2 separate regions of the Homo sapiens genome follow, and region 1 is linked to region 2. Evidence: chromatin contacts called from ENCODE Hi-C data. All regions are on one chromosome and are shown on one strand. Each heading gives the region's core, a stretch centred on a gene start or an enhancer-like site at or near the end of the contact. The rest is flanking DNA. Distances are from core to core; before and after follow the strand shown. Region 1 overlaps ITPR1 (inositol 1,4,5-trisphosphate receptor type 1). Region 2 holds the start of CRBN (cereblon).

What was found. A loop is a pair of places that touch in the nucleus more often than their neighbours do. Pooled maps may share reads with other maps.
Region 1: a loop to region 2 is called in a pooled map, with 3 times the contacts of the local background. The contact joins the enhancer-like site here to the promoter of CRBN in region 2. A Hi-C loop is called at or near these places in 2 of 50 pooled maps.

What each region holds. Positions count from the first base shown.
Region 1 is chr3:4,632,068-4,635,254 of GRCh38, forward strand. All of the region lies in intron 5 of ITPR1 (inositol 1,4,5-trisphosphate receptor type 1), which reads left to right. Among named protein-coding and RNA genes, the nearest start is that of EGOT, 120 kb to the right of the region's middle. Within about 2 kb of position 1,489, at least 3 of the 41 ENCODE cell types and tissues checked have a DNase peak (open chromatin) inside an H3K27ac peak, as active enhancers do.
Region 2 is chr3:3,177,746-3,180,940 of GRCh38, forward strand. It overlaps CRBN (cereblon), which reads right to left and starts at 1,946. Exons shown (of 11, transcript NM_016302.4): 1 at 1,876-1,946. The coding sequence starts at 1,942. RefSeq lists a silencer at 2,010-2,179.

The DNA.
Region 1 (3,187 bases), core at 239-2,738, 1.5 Mb after region 2:
AGCTCCTGTCCACTGAACATCAGTAGCACCCTCTTCCAGTCACTGCAGCAATCCATAATCTCCTCAAAGTCTGTGCTGGGAACATGGGAATCTAGTTGAATAGGTGGGGAAGGTTGGTCAGTCCTGCATGTATGTATATTTAGTGCATATGCCCATAGGGGGCTATCTTTCTGGAGGGTCTATGTGTCTTTAGTTGTCCTCACTTTGCTTTTCTGGTATAAAGATCATTTTGTTCAGTGAGATCTTATTAATACATCTCCAACTCTTTCCTCTCCTATACTTTTTACCACAGGGGTTGTAAATTCAGATTCCTCTTGGCCATACGGGAAATCAACAGGAATAAAGTGGGCTTGGTGGGTAGTGTTGCCAAGTGGAGAGTCCCATGGGTGGGTCTGGAGGGGCAGCTCTACTTCCCTACTGTCACTGCTTGGGAATGTGGGCTGAGAGCTGCTGCCACGTCTTCCACTTTTTAAGAGAAGATAAAAATCCATGCTTTTAGTGTAGTATCTCAATTTTAAAAAGATGTTGGGAACTAATTCAATTAAGGCTTGAAATATACACTCAACACCAAAAGAAATGGCTCAGGCTGGATGTGGTTCTTCAGCCCCATTTGCAACCTGTGCTCTATATGTTATGTTTCATCAGCAAGTCCTTTCGACACTCCTTCCTATGAATGAACTGTGAAGAAAACAGCATGGTTGAAAAAAGTTCAATCATAAGGTGATCAAAAATGGTCAACTCCTTATTAAAAAGAAAAAAGAGAAAAACAGAAATCTCTCTCATGCTGTTTATGTTTTTAAAAAATAAAAAAGGAAGCCAGTTCTTTTCCCTGATTTAAGATTACTGATGTGACTTTCAGGTCTTTTTTTTTTTTTTTTTTTTTTTTTTTTGAGATGGGGTCTTGCTCTATTGCCAGGCTGGAGTGTAGTGGCACGATCTCAGCTCACTGCAACCTCCACCTCCCGGGTTCAAGCGATTTCCCTGCCTTAGCGTCCTGAGTAGCTGGGACTTCAGGGGTGCGTCACCACGCCCGGCTAATTGTTTGTATTTAGTAGAGACGAGGTTTCACCATTTTGGCCAGGATGGTCTCGATCTCCTGAACTCATGATCCACCTGCCTTGGCCTGCCAAAGTGCTGACATTACAGGCATGAGCCACTGGGCCCGGCCTCAGGTCTTGAATGTTGACTTTGTGCTTCACTTTCTGCAGTTCCTACTTTCCTACTTAGCTGGAACTTTTCCCCCTAGTGTCTTAAAGTTATCTACATATTTCATTCAATTTACATTCCCACCAGCCAATACGATGTTGTATTTTGGACAGCCACTTTGCCTTTGGAACTGATGGCCAGTCTCCAGTGGGTTTTCATTTTTATTTTTCTCAACTACTATGCAGCACCCCAATCAGAAGTCAGACTATTTTAAATTAATGCCATTTAAGGAATTAGTTGTCTAGACCACTTGACTTCCTTTTGACTAGGATGAGCAACATCAACAGCACTTTGAAGGAGAGTGACATCTAGTGGCTGGATACTGTCTATGCTTTTTCCTTCTGCAGGAATAACTGGATTTTGACTCTCTTGGTCATGTTTTCCTAAGGGTCTCTTGACAAAATGAGCTTCTTCCCATCCGCAAATCACATAAATTTCTTCTAAAGGCCATTACTACTGTTTTCTGACAGCAGCATAGCTGTTACCTTGAAACAAGCACCTACATTGTTTTGTTCTGAGAAATGATTACTTAAGTCACAGCTTTGACCAGCTAGGAAGAGCTAGAGGAGTGACAGGTCCTTATTGTCTGGGTACTACATTGCTTGTTTTTAGAAGCCTTGCTTCAATATCGCATTACATGATTCAGAGCTTGTTGACTTTAACAAAATAACCTTTCCTTACTGTTTCAGTCACCTTTCTATTGTCATTCGATAATAGTTTCTCTGTTGCTGAAATAAAATAACAGGTGGCTATGATGGGGCAGACCTTGATGTTGCTTAGGGAACATGGTGAATAATAGTGGTGGAACCATTTCATAGAGTGTTTTTTTTCCCCTTAGAAATTAAAAACAGCCCGCAACCCATTATTCAAGGGAAAAGAGTAATAGATATTTAAATTATCAGGATTTTAAAGTAATGAAAAGGTAACACATTTAAGATGCCTTTTTCTTTTTTTTTTGAGACAGTCTCACCACTCTATCACCCACGCTGGTGTGCAGTGACATGTTCCCGGCTCACTGCAGCCTCAGCCTCCTGAGCTTAAGTGATCCTCCCACCTCCCTGCCCAGTAGCTGGGACCACAGGCACACACCACCATGCCTGGCTAATTTTTGTATTTTTTGAAGAGTTGGGGTTTTGCCACATTGCCCAGGCTGGTCTTGAACTCCTGAGCTGAAGCAATCCACCCACCTCGGCCTCCCAAAGTGCCAGGATTACAGACATGAGCCATGGCATGACTTTAAAAAATTCAGAGTACCTGACACAGAGACATGATGAAGGTGTTTTTGAAGAAACTACACACTTGTATTTTAGGAGGAGTATTCCAAAATCTGTGAGTAGGAAAAGCAAAAAAATATTAATTGATGTGATTCGTAAATTGTGTTCCTCAAAGATAACCTTGGGTTTTATTTTGATGTTTTCCCTACTCTCCTACCCCCTATTCTGTTCCTGTGTCTCCACATTTTAAAGTATCAACAGGAGTGTGCTATTCACTTCCCTTTCTTGTTGCCCAGGCTGGAGTACAGTGGTGCGATCTTGGCTCACTGCAACCTCCACCTCCTGGGTTCAAGTGATTCTCCTGCCTCAGCTTCCTGAGTAGCTGGGATTACAGGCATGCACCACCACACCTGGCTAATTTTTGGGGGTATTTTTAGTAGAAACGGGGTTTGGCCATGTTGGCCAGGCTGGTGTTGAACCCCTGACTTCAGGTGATCTGCCCGCCTCAGCCTTCCAAAGTGCTAGGATTACAGGCGTGAGCCACCGTACCTGGCCTCTATCCTCATTTTTAATGGCTACACGGTTACTTCCTTGTTTGGCAGTACTGTCATTTTAGATAAGCAGCCTCTATGGGCAGACGTTAGGTAGGGAGTGATATTCAGGATCTTGACAACATTTGCCATTCTGAAAAAAGTTGTATGGCCTTGTGCATATGCCAGGTTGTCCTCTTAGGAGAAACTCCTAGAAGTGGAATTGTTAAGTCAATG
Region 2 (3,195 bases), core at 696-3,195:
TGGCTAAAAACCACTTTCCCCTACTCAGTTATGTTTATTAATGTTTCATTTGCCTAGGATAAACTCTTCACATCTCAAATATAAAGCTTTTTGTTGGAACTTAGAGGATTTACTCTTCAGAACAACTCGTACTACATGGAATTATGGAAAGCCCAGTGTTTCCCTACAAATAAAATTTACGTAATTTGGAGAGGCATTATTGCTATATCTACACCATCTCTGGGCCCTCTCCCGACGCTTTTCTGAAAAACAAAAAACAAAACAAAACAAACAAAAAAAAAACAAACAAAAAACCACGCTGACTGTTCAGAGCTATCAGTGAAGTCTGATGACTCATCTCATGCAGAGGCACGATGTGAATGTCGACAGAAGATCAGTATCCTCCCTCTTCTATTCACCATTCTCCCTGAAACACCGGATTTGGCACAGAGAGTAGGGCTAATGTCTCTGAAAAAATAGCTCAGCTTTCCATCAAAGGCTGGCACACTTACCCTTGTGTCAACTCAGCTAGAATGGCTTCGAGAACAACCAGTGACTATGGTTTATTTTTACAGAAAAGTTCTCTCCTATATGGTGGGCACGCACTCAGTCTCTTCCTCTTTTAATCCATGCTGCTACCAGTGGACAAATTAATCTTCCAAGCATAGATTTCTTTAGGCAATTACCTGAAACCTAAAACTGTTTCTTGGCAATCCACAGGAAAAACCCAAACCCACTGGCAAGAGATGCCAGTTTCCCAGCAACTTAGACCCAATATACCTCCTAGGCCTTATGTCCCACAACCATATCCTAAATATGTGCTTTTAGATGTCTCCTGATCTACCTGAAAGGCTTTTTCCCAAATCCTCTGACCCTTAAACAACCTCTGCCTCTGAAGAGCCACAACAGCATTCATTTATCTGGCCCTAAATCAACCGCCTCTGCAGTTGATTTACGTTTAGTTATATTCTCAGCAGCCCCGCCTAGACAGTAAACCTCAATTATCAGATTGTGTATTACCTCTCGTTTCATCTCCACAACACCTAACATACTTGTCATATAACGAAGGGACTCAAGTAATACTTTCAAGTTTGGATGATACACCTTTTGGAAAGCATCTCTTGAAAGGCATTCCATGAAAAGTTTATGCAATATTCCATGCATTTTTTTTTTTGTTCAGTATTTCAACACAAGGCCAAAGTCTAAACATTTCACACAACATACAGGAAAAAGAAAAACTAAGTATCTCTGATTAAGCATAATCGTACATGCCTGAGAAAGACCGATAGTAAGAAAAACAAAACAGAGAAGTGGTTTAGAGATATAATGACAGACACACCCGGGTTGGAATCCTGACTCTGCTGTGTGACCTTGGGCAAGTCATTGAACTAATCTGCAAATCCAATACTCGCTTATCAAATCGGAAACTGAAAACTGATGTGGGAAGGATTAAAAGGCGACATGCATGCAAAGCGTTAACTGCACGGCTCGTAACATGGTAAGTGCTTAGTACATGTTAGCTGTCACTCTTATTAAAAGGAAGGAGACCAGCAAAAGTAACCGCTGTGAATCTGACCCGGTCCTCTAGTTTCAGAGCATTTCCTAGGAGCTAAACTCAGAACACAAGGAGGATGGAGAGGATGGGTTTCCTGTTCTTAATAGCAAATGCTCCCCCCGACACCCTGGCTCACGGCTCGGGGCAACAGAGCAGCGAAGAAAGCGCCGCGACTCCATCGCTGGCCGAGGGCCGACGTGAAGCAGCTTTCCGGTGCGGCCCTGCTGGGCTGGCTCGCCAGGCTTGGCGCCCCCACGCCCGCCTCCCAGGCCCAGCTGCACCGCTAGCGGCTCCGAGCCTCGCCCCACTCCCGACTACAGGGAACTACTCCGGGCGGTTACCAGGCAGGAGCGGCAGGTGGTTGCCCATGTTGTGCGCAGCGTCCTGCTGATCTCCTTCGCCGGCCATGTCTGTTTACCCGCAAAGGAGGCTGGGACAGGGCGGTGCCGAAGACTCCGAGGGAGGGCCCGTGTCGCGCGGCTGCCGCGCACCGGGGCCACAGCGCCCCCTGGCGGCCCCAGGGGAGCAGACGGCGGCGCGTACCCAAGCCTGAAAGTGATGGCCTAGGCGGGAGGGACAATTACAGGCCTGCGCTCCGTCCCGGGGACAGAACGCCGTCCCCTGCCATCCACGGCTGAGTGCCCGGCGTACACGCTGCAGAGCCCTCACTTTGTTCCAGCCCTTAGCATGACTTATTTAATCCTGATATTTTGCATATGGAGAAACTGAGGCTGAGAGCCTTTAGTCTCCACCTTGTTTTTAAACGAAGGGGGCAGGGAGCAAATAGAAACCTGTTCATGCAGCATTAGTTTCAATTCTTAAAATAAGAAGCATATATGTGAAGGCTGGGGAAATCCATCAGTTATTCCGAGGGTGGTTGAATTATTGCTGATTTTCTTCAGTAGTTTCAATGTATGTACATACAACTTCAATAACTTCAGTAGTTTCCATATATGTACATTACATTCCAAAATTAACAAGTATTAATCAGAAACATACTTGAAATGATGATTGCACAGAATGGAAAACGCCTTATAATTGGTAAATAAAATTGTCTGAATATAAACTAGCCTACTCATTATGACTTCAGCTATGTAAAAACAAGTCACTGTGGCAAAAAAGAAAGACTATGTAAAAAATGAAGATAATTCTGTTATAATGGTGGAGTTGTGACTGGTAAGATATTTGTTTTGGAGGGAGGACAAAAGTTTTCGTAGTGTATTTCAGTATCACTTTTTCAGCGAGGAAGGAAAACTGAAAAATCCTTAAATGAAATACAACATCTAAACATGGTAGTGGTGGTGGTGGGCGGAGGCTGAGAGGAAGCAGCAGCATTGCTCAACAGAAAAGTCATGGATCTGAGATTTGAAAAAATGATTTCAGAAAATTTGCCTCCCTGATAAGTTACAAGCAGAAAACTCCCTTGTGACAGAGGCTTGTGAATCATTCCTGTGTCATTTTGCCTCCTGTCTCCGAATCAGTCTGTGGTCTTCGTCAAATCACTTATGGCTGCGGGCCTCAATTCGCCCATTTGCAAAATAAGAACGAACCAAATAGTGTCGCCTATTTGTTCCAGTTAATAATGTCTGCAACATGAATCATAGCATCACCTTTTACGATGAGGTTAATAACAATTACATATACTACGTAATGATTTAACG